2 separate regions of the Homo sapiens genome follow, and region 1 is linked to region 2. The links are chromatin contacts, found by Hi-C or POLR2A ChIA-PET in ENCODE. All regions are on one chromosome and are shown on one strand. Each heading gives the region's core, a stretch centred on a gene start or an enhancer-like site at or near the end of the contact. The rest is flanking DNA. Distances are from core to core; before and after follow the strand shown.

Evidence for each region. A loop is a pair of places that touch in the nucleus more often than their neighbours do. ChIA-PET counts read pairs that join two places held with the same protein, here RNA polymerase II (POLR2A). Pooled maps may share reads with other maps.
Region 1: a map of PC-9 shows a loop between it and region 2 (8-fold over the local background). The contact joins two enhancer-like sites. A Hi-C loop is called at or near these places in 2 of 168 maps with a recorded cell type or tissue (PC-9 and cardiac septum), 1 of 37 single-sample maps with no recorded cell type and 6 of 50 pooled maps. POLR2A ChIA-PET finds 5 or more read pairs at or near these places in 2 of 52 experiments (PC-9 and Panc1).

Annotation. Positions count from the first base shown.
Region 1 is chr3:149,351,339-149,355,910 of GRCh38, forward strand. No RefSeq gene overlaps it. Among named protein-coding and RNA genes, the nearest start is that of TM4SF18, 20 kb to the left of the region's middle. Within about 2 kb of position 1,358, at least 5 of the 41 ENCODE cell types and tissues checked have a DNase peak (open chromatin) inside an H3K27ac peak, as active enhancers do.
Region 2 is chr3:148,953,842-148,958,305 of GRCh38, forward strand. LOC107986045 (a long non-coding RNA gene) reads left to right here. Exons shown (of 3, transcript XR_001740565.2): 3 at 1,741-2,247. Among named protein-coding and RNA genes, the nearest start is that of GYG1, 35 kb to the right of the region's middle. RefSeq lists an enhancer at 3,670-4,171. Within about 2 kb of position 1,855, at least 10 of the 41 ENCODE cell types and tissues checked have a DNase peak (open chromatin) inside an H3K27ac peak, as active enhancers do.

The DNA.
Region 1 (4,572 bases), core at 108-2,607, 400 kb after region 2:
AAGTTTTTCTTTTAACAATGGTGAATCTCATCTGGTCTAAACCTGTAGCTCTTTATTAAATGGATTCAACTCTTGATTTGAACATAAGAAAAATGCATCGATGATCTGATTGATCTACAAATTTTTGTTTCAATTTCATGAGTATAATAAAGCTCAATTTATAAAGCAATCCTGCTCAGTATTTCACTTTGCCAGTATTATCTAATTTAAACCTCTTTTAAGGTAGATGTATATTCTTTCTAAATCACAGATGAGAAGGCTGAGGCACATAGGGTGATGTGCTCAGATCACACATTTAGTAAATGTGGAACTGGGATTCAAAACCAAGTATCCTTGACTCCAACACCTGACAATTTCTGAGCAGCATTCCCTCCCATGTAAATTATTGATTTCATGAACTGGTTCTACTTTTGGTTTTCGGTATTTGTACATGCCTTTATGTCTCTCAAAGTTAGTGGCAGCAACTGAAATTAGCTCGGATCTTCCTCCTCTCTGCTCCTAAAACTGTCCTGTGCTTCTCTCCAGCCAAGTAGATTCCTTGAGTGGAGAGGTTGTGTTCTGGTCTATACTGCTGTCTGTTCCATGCCCAGAACAATGCCTGACACTTACTGGGGCTAACACTCTAAACCACATGAACTATAGACATTGACTAATTCACACAGTCATATTCCTATATATTAAAAAATGCCATAAGAAACAGACTGCGGTGTTCAACTAGAAATAAAATCAAACATTCCAACTATAAGACCATAGTGAGTGGCATGAATAACTTTCCCAGGAGATTCTTTAAAAATTAAACAGTTCCATATAAAATTGTAGACATTTCAACTGAAAGATACGTTAGAGAAAAACCTAATAATTCAGTGTAGTGTTATTTGAAATTCAAAAATTGGGTCATCCCACTCTTCCCTCTTCCTTTTTAAAAACAACAACAACAATAACAAAAAAACAAGTTTGCATACCATGAAGTGAAACAAGAAATGAAATGAAGCTGTGTTCAGTGGCCTGGAGTGTGATGCTCAAGGGCTCCCAAGAACTTGCAAAAGTCAATATTATGTAGTTATGAATTTTCAGAAATATAAGTAAAGTCAACTTGTAACGTTTGATTTAACCAATAGGAACTGCTCCAACAACTCAATGTATCAACTCTGAAAACAAATTACTGTATCCCCTGCCTACCCTAGTATTTAGAAGGTCAGTGCCTCCCTCCTGAAGTGTACCTCTCAACGGCCCAAGTTTGGGTTTAGGCTAGCCAGGCATCTTCAACCCAAGGGGAGAGATCATTGGTCAGGGCTGTCTTTACTGCTCTAGACCACACGGTGTCACTGTTGAAGACCAGTTGGTTCACCAAACATCTCTGCTGTGAGGAGCCGGGGGTGGGGCGGTGGTGCCAGTCCCTGCTGGGGCCACATGGCCCTTTTTGGAGGACAATGGCCTCCCACAACATGTAGCTCTGCCCGGGGCCCCAGTGTGGCAGCCCTTTAAATTCATAAAATCAGTTTACGTACACCGGAGCTGGCCCCAGAAGCTTTGAGTCAAATGGATTCCACTGTTTACAGAACTGCCTCCCATTGTTTCTTTCTAATCATGGCCAAGGGATAGGTGGCAGTGTTATTTCCAACACAACTCTGCAACTCAGAAAACATAAAGGGTCTCTCTAATACCACCTTTTTCTAGACAATCTAGGTTACTCACCCTTTACTTACCTCTCTTCTGTGGTTTAAATGATATGTATCCCCTTAAGAAAAAACTCCTCCTGGGAGTTCATAAGGCTATTTTTCATCCTGGCCCATAAGAAAAAGTTGCTTGCACTTCTCTTACTAAAAACTGAAGAGCCACAAGAGAAAATTAGCTTCTCTTACAGGGCTAAGATAAAATAATACCAAATATATTTTCATTCATTTTTATATTTTAGTAAAGTTATAGATCTGTGATATAATACCTTTGTGATTTTAAATATATCTAATCCCTCAGGGGTATTTTATCCTTTTATTTTCCCCACCCTCAGACCTGCCCACATTTCCACCATACTCTGCTTAAATATTGTCTGGCCTAATGCCATGTTTATTGAGAAGGAAGTGAACTTGATCAAGTCAGGGGCAAATGTGAGACTGAGGGCCCTGACTACTAGTACTTGCTCTTTCCACAGCATGATCCTGTGTCTCCATTTCTGGAGGTATTATTAGGTTTGGAAGGCTGAAGAATTACGTACAGACTGGATGGAAGCTGGAAGTGAGTCGAGGTGGGTGGTTAAGTTAGGTCTGTCAGCATCTGCACTGGTTTTCTACTTTCCAGCACTGAATACACAAGCATTTGACCAGGGGCCACTGAGTTCCAATTGCAACTGGTCATTGGAGCCACCTCACTCTGCTCTCTATTTTCCATGTCCCTCTCTCCACCCCAGGTACTTGTGAGGTTCCCACCATGTCCACTCATAGCAACCATGTATTATTGTTTTGACCACCTGGAATCTCCTTTTTCTTGCCTTTTGAGAACTACCCTCTAGCATTCATGTGATCCTGTTCAGTTGGCCAATCACAGTGGTCTGTTCCAGCTACCCACTGAATTAGGTAGATAGACTTTGCATGGACTGTCAAAATATCTCAACTCCGGGGCCACAGTGAGTTGTCCTTGTGACCTATCTTAAACCTTTTGTACTGCTATAACAAAATACTATGCTCTGGGTCATTTATAAACAATAGAAATTTATTTCTCACAGTGCCTGGAAGCTGAGCTGTCCAAGGTCAAAACAGTGGAATTTGGTGTCTGATGAGGGCCTTTTTGTTGTGTCCTCATATGACAGAAGCCAGAAGGACATAAAAGGGCCTAAGTTAGCTTTTTTCAGCATTTCTTTCCAAACAGATATCAGTAAAATTCTAAGATTTTCCAACTTGATACAAGATAGGTGAAAGCTCTTCATCTGTCACCAACAATACCAACTAGTCAGACACAAAATACACTCTTCAGCATCTTTCTCTCATTCCAGTTGCCACTCCAGATATACAACTGGAGTTGACATAGACTGAAGTTATTGAGTTTGATGATAATACAAATTCAAGTGTAGACTCAATCTCTTTCAACAGCATCCACATGAGGTAAAAAGGAAAGAAACTAACACTTATTTCTTATTTTATTTTCATCATTCAGTGTGTTGAGTTCTACGATGGCCAGTCTCCAAGGTGGTTCCCAGTGATCCCTGCCTCCTGTGTAGTCCCTTCCCATCTTGTACTATTGTTGCCCAGTGTGACCAATAGGATATGAAAGAAGGAATAATAGGTAACTTCCAAGATTAGGTATAAAAGACTGCAGCTTCCATCTTGGGCTCTCTTTCTCATCACTCACTGTAGAAGAAGCCAGTTGCCTTATTGTAAGAAGCTCTGTGGAGAGGCTCACAGTGTGGAGAACTGAAGCCTTCTACCAACAGCTGTGTGGGTGATTTTGGAAGTGGATCCTCCACTAGCAAGCCGTAGATGACAGCAGACCCAGCTGACACCTTGACTGTAACCTCTTCAGAGACCCTGAGGCAGAACCTGAGCTAATCTGCTCCTGGATTCCTGGCCCGCAGAAACTGTGAGAAAAAAACTGTTGTTTTAAACTCTTATGTTTTGAAGTAATCTGCTATGTAGCAGTAAATAATGAATAAGTGCTTTTCCAAGGTTACCCCCTGAACAATCCTGAGAGATAGTTACTGTCATATTTAACTTAATCTGAGATGCCTCAATTTGAAGATGACCCATCTATGAGCCCTTCTGTCCATGAGCTAGTCTATGAAATAGTTAAAAGGGCAAAAAATGCTGCTAATGAATCTATGACCTGCCCTCAATTGTAAGATACACGCAAATTTCAGGTATGTTATCGGGTGACAAAAATGTGCATCTTATAATTGATGAAACATATTATCTGCATTTTGTAACAGGGATTTCTTCTCATACACTGGGAAAATAAAAGCTTTCTTTTCATCCTCATTATTCGGCTTGATGAGGAGTAGCCAGTCAGTATATGTTTGTTGAAAGGTTTTGTTCTTAATAGAGATGGATATAACATGACTTCTAGGATAAAGCAGGACTCAGAAGAGAGTTTTTTGTTTGTTTGTTTGTTTGTTTTTGAGATGGAGTCTTGCTCTGTCGCCCAGGCTGGAGTGTAGTGGCGTGATCTTGGCTCACTGTAAGCTCCGCCTCCCGGGTTCACGCCATTCTCCTGCCTCAGCCTCCCGAGTAGCTGGGACTACAGGCGCCCGCCACCACACCCAGCTAACTTTTTGTATTTTTAGTAGAGACGGTCTACTAAAAATACAAAAAGCAGAGGATGGTCTCAATCTCCTGACCTCGTGATCCGCCCGCCTCGGCCTCTCAGAGTGAACACAGATCTTGTTCTTAACTATTAATCCGCATGGGAAGTGTTTTGAAGACATAAATTCTTCTCATTCTCATGTTAATCAAAGGAAGGCTCTTTTCCAGATTCTTAATCAGCACTGTCCTCTACATTTTATTCTGCTTAATTGAGAATGTACTGCCTATGGGACCCTTTAAAAATCAGCCTAAGGCAGTTCCCAGCTCCTTAGAATAACTGACA
Region 2 (4,464 bases), core at 605-3,104:
AACTCTGCTCCTACCAAAAAAAAAAAAACGGAAGCAGAATTGAAAAGCTCAATTGCCTGCCATCTGTGTATATGTACAGCCCTTGTGTCTCCAGCCACAGTTGGTTACTGAGACTAGCTCAGAACTGAGCAGGCTCAGAGCTACATTAAGCCTCTGTTCCTCCAAGTCCATTTGAGATTTTTAATTTCAAATCAGAAAAACAGTGCCTACATCAGTGTTTCTCAGGGTGTAATCTAAGAATTTTGTGGATACCTCTCGCTCCAAAGCCCCCTTAGGAATTCTTGAGTTTAGAAGATATTTTTGGACAAGGTATAGTGAACCAAAGCTGGAACCTAGAAATAGATGTCCTATGAGAAAGAAAGCTTATCAGTTCTAATTTAAAAGTTAGAAGTCCTTTCTTTAGTACATGATTGAGAGTTAAAACCAATACTGGAAAAAGAAATGAAAAAAGCGACCAGATTTATGCAGATAAATTTGCATAGGCAGTTAAAAATAAAATAAATATTTTAAATAAAGTAAAATAAGCAACACCATATATACCTGATGAGAAGCATCCCCTAAAATATCACTGACATGTTTTATCTGAATTTATAGCCAAGAGATGGACACAGGAAGACTGCTGTAGCTCACAAATGAATTCTCTCTTTCCTCTCTGCCTCCCATCTCCTTCTCCTACTTTGTATTAAAGCTTTTCTTATGCAAAAGATCCAGGACATAGAAGAAAACAGAAAATTTCATTAACAAATTTTCTAAAATAAAACAAAATACAACCTTAAAGGCCATTGGGACACTAAGTAACATCCTGAGCTGTATATATGCAAGATTATGGGTTAGAGCCCACAGAGAAAAGTCACAAGAGACCAGAATGGAAGAATGATTTCTGGAGAGTCTCATGAAATATAACTCTCCCTTTATATGGAGGAAAATTGTTTCTATTGAATCTATGATTTCTAGCAAACCCCACACAGAATTGTGCATTGGTATTCCACAATTAAAACCAATTTTAATTACTTGAAGCTAGATATATAGAGCCTCTCAAAATGTTCCTTGTAAAAGAAAATTTTTCCCTTGACATAGAAAAAAAAATGGAGAAAACTGACATATTTTCATGTCCCTTTTAGATCTAAAATTATTTTTGGGGTTTAGTAGAAGAAATATATTAAACCCATCACGATTTGCTCATCATAGAGCCCTGGATCTAGTACATAAAGAGATGTGACTGTTACAGGAACAATTCGAGTTGAGGAGGCATTGATTTTTCTCACATTTGGGCTTGAATAACCAAAGAAATTCCTTCATGTCCCCCTATAACCACCTGTTCACATCTCAGTTATTTGTCAGCTGATGTTGTAATTTTCTGTTACTCATCTATATTTCCCACGACATTCTTAGCAAAGGCAAGGGCTGTATCTCATTTATGATCTTGGAGGGCCTAGGAGAATGCTTGGCCCTCAAATATTCAATAAATTGAGTAGGCACTTAATAAATGGCATAGAAACAGAAGCATAAAAGTGACCAGACGAACCCATTGCAACACCCGTTCCAAGCTCTGAAATGCTACTATTTTTACCTGTTTTTCTGGATTCGCAAAAGGCTAAGTGTAAATCCCAAAGAAAGTCTGGGTCCGAAATTTCAGAAAATATGGCCAAGTAAGAATTAGAACTGTGGAAGGGGTTCTAGAAACACTGGGTGAAATGAATGTATCCTCAATGGTATTTTTTTGCTTTTTTTCTTTGCTAGTTTATTTCATCAAAAAGATCGGAAGCCTAAAAACAGCATTGTTAGGGAACTGGCAGCTCAAGACAAAGAAGCCGAACCAGAAGAGGGCACTCTTACCACAGAGATTTACAGCTAATGGTTTTTTTTTTTTTTTTTTTTTAATGTTTGCCCCTCAGCAGGGCCAACAGAGAAAGCAGGACATTCTTTCCTAAGGAGCTCATAACTCTCCCAGCCAAGCAAGAAGGAAAAGGCAAAACACCAAGGGTGAAAACTTAGCAGAGAATGCCAAAGGCAATGACCGTGCTCTCTGACCATCACACGCTGGAGGCAGAGCTTTATATGGTTCTCAAAGGATTGTTTACCTCCTCCTCACTAAACCTTAAAAAAAAATGTATTCCAAAAACGAATTACACCAAGCCAACCCACATTACTCAGTCTACGAAGCCAACCCACATTCTGGCCTGTACTGCCTTTCAACTCTTCCTATTTCCACTTGCTGGAATAAATCATTTCACTCTAGGGCCAAAACAGGTTTGATTTCATCTGTCAGAGGCCTGTAACATTAAGCGGCAGTGTGGTGCTTGTTAGAGGAGGAGCACTTGTATTCTCCCGGATCCCCTGTGGAACCGCCTGGGCTTCTGAGCTAGGGAAGCAGATAAACCCTGTCCCTGCCTTCACCCTTCTTTGGGGACAGTTATAGGCTGACGGTCTGAACTTTGGGAGAGACAGGACTTCGGTTATCCCTCTCCACTGAGGGCTGCCACCGCACACAATTGATCCAGAGATTGGGAGATGGGTAATCCATCTCATCCTGTCCCTAAAGCCCTGTCTTCCGCAGTCAGCTCTGTTTGAGGACTTCATTTGTGTACTGGTCCAAAATGTGCCCTTCTCCTAGCCTGTGTATGACTAGGAGACTACTTCAACTTCCTTGCCCACAATTCTTCTCATTGCTTACTCTAGCCAGACCGGCCTCTATGTTGTTCTTTGAACACAATTGTGTTCTTGCCTCAGGGCCTTTGCACTTTGATTGTCCCTCTATCTAGAATTATATTCTCTCAGATACCACATGGTTCACCCTCTCGCTTTCATTCAGGGTTATGCCCGAATGTCATGCCTTCCCTGAGCACGCACATCTACACTAGCACCCACAGTATTACACTCTATCCCGACACTGCTGTATTTTCTTCATAGCACTCCTCACTGCCTAACGTTGTTATAAATCTAATCATCTATTTCTGTCAACTCCGCAAAGGCAGAGACTGACTTCTATTTGTCCACAATTGGATCTGCCGTGCCTCGACACAACGGATGTTCTCAGTAAACAGAGAATTAATCAATTAAAATATATCTTTCAGCCCCTGGGTTCCCTCTTCCAGCTTCTCAGGTACTCCTCATTCACTCCAGAATTAAACTAAATCCTATGGCGTGGCATTCAGGGCTCTGATCAGACCCTGTCCTCCCTTTCTGGCCCTGTCTCCGATTGCACACCCTCCACCTGCAACGTACCCTGGAACTCCAGTCAAACCTGGATTACCATCCACTTTCATGCCTGGATGCCTTTGCTCCTGCCCTTCATTCCCTCACCACTTGCTGAAATCCTCCTAATCTCTGAACACCCATCTGACACGCTCACTCCTCACAATGAAGAGGCATTGTCCCTCCCATCCCAGCCACAGACAGTTCTTCTGTCCTCCAATGCCAGTTTGTACATCACTTGTATGATGCCCTCTGTTACAAATTATTTCTCTCTCTAACTTTCTCTGCCAGTAGACAAAGTAGAGGAACAGGATAATTCGCTCTTTTAACTTCCACACATAGAGCAGGGGCCTCGACACAGATAACCTCAGAAGCTAGGCACAAAGTAAGTGAGGTGCATGGCTGGCTTCATCAGCTCAGGCTGCCATAACAAAATGGCACGGACTGAGTAGCTTAAACAACACAAACTTATTTTCTCACAGTTCTGGAGGCTGGAAGTCCAAGTTCAAGGTTCCATCAAGGTGAGTTTCTAGTGGGGCCTCCCTTCCTAGCTTGTAGCTACCTTTTCACTGTTCCCTACAAGGTCTTTCCCCTGAATGCATGCAGAGAGAGAGCTCTCTAGTGTCTCTTCCCCTTACCCTCGTGACCTCATTTAACCTTAATTGCTTCCTTGAAGGCCCTATCTTCATTCAAATCAGTCACTATGGAGGTTAGGGGTTCAACATGTGAATGACAGGAAGTGAGGACACAACTCAGTCCTCAACAATAGGCAAGGCAGGACTCAAAGGAACTGGAGGGGAGTCCCCCATCCATAGGGGGAGCTGCTGCTCAGCTCCAGCACATGGTTCCAGGCCTGACATGCAAGCCCACTATTCCTAAACCGCCAGTTTCACAGAAGCTGGAACTCTGGATGATTCCTAAATCAAATTTCTCATTTTGAAATGAGAGTCAGTAACTAATTAAAACATTATTTTTAACAGTGTGAGCAAAACAAGCCCTGTCCACAGGCAGGATTCAGCCTGGGGACCAAGAGTTGGTAGTTTTTGAACTCCAGCAGTAGTACTGGGCCCATGGCAAAGTCTTGCTCAATGCTTCGGCAGGAAATTGTCTATCGATGTACGTGCCACTGTTTCAGAAACTCTGAAATAAAATGAAGTGGAAAAAAAAAATCCTGACTTCTAACTGTTATACAAAGACTGCCTACTCCTCCCATCTCTCCCACCTTATAGGTCTACTAACAAGTAACTGCTGTCACTGTCCGCCTCTCCA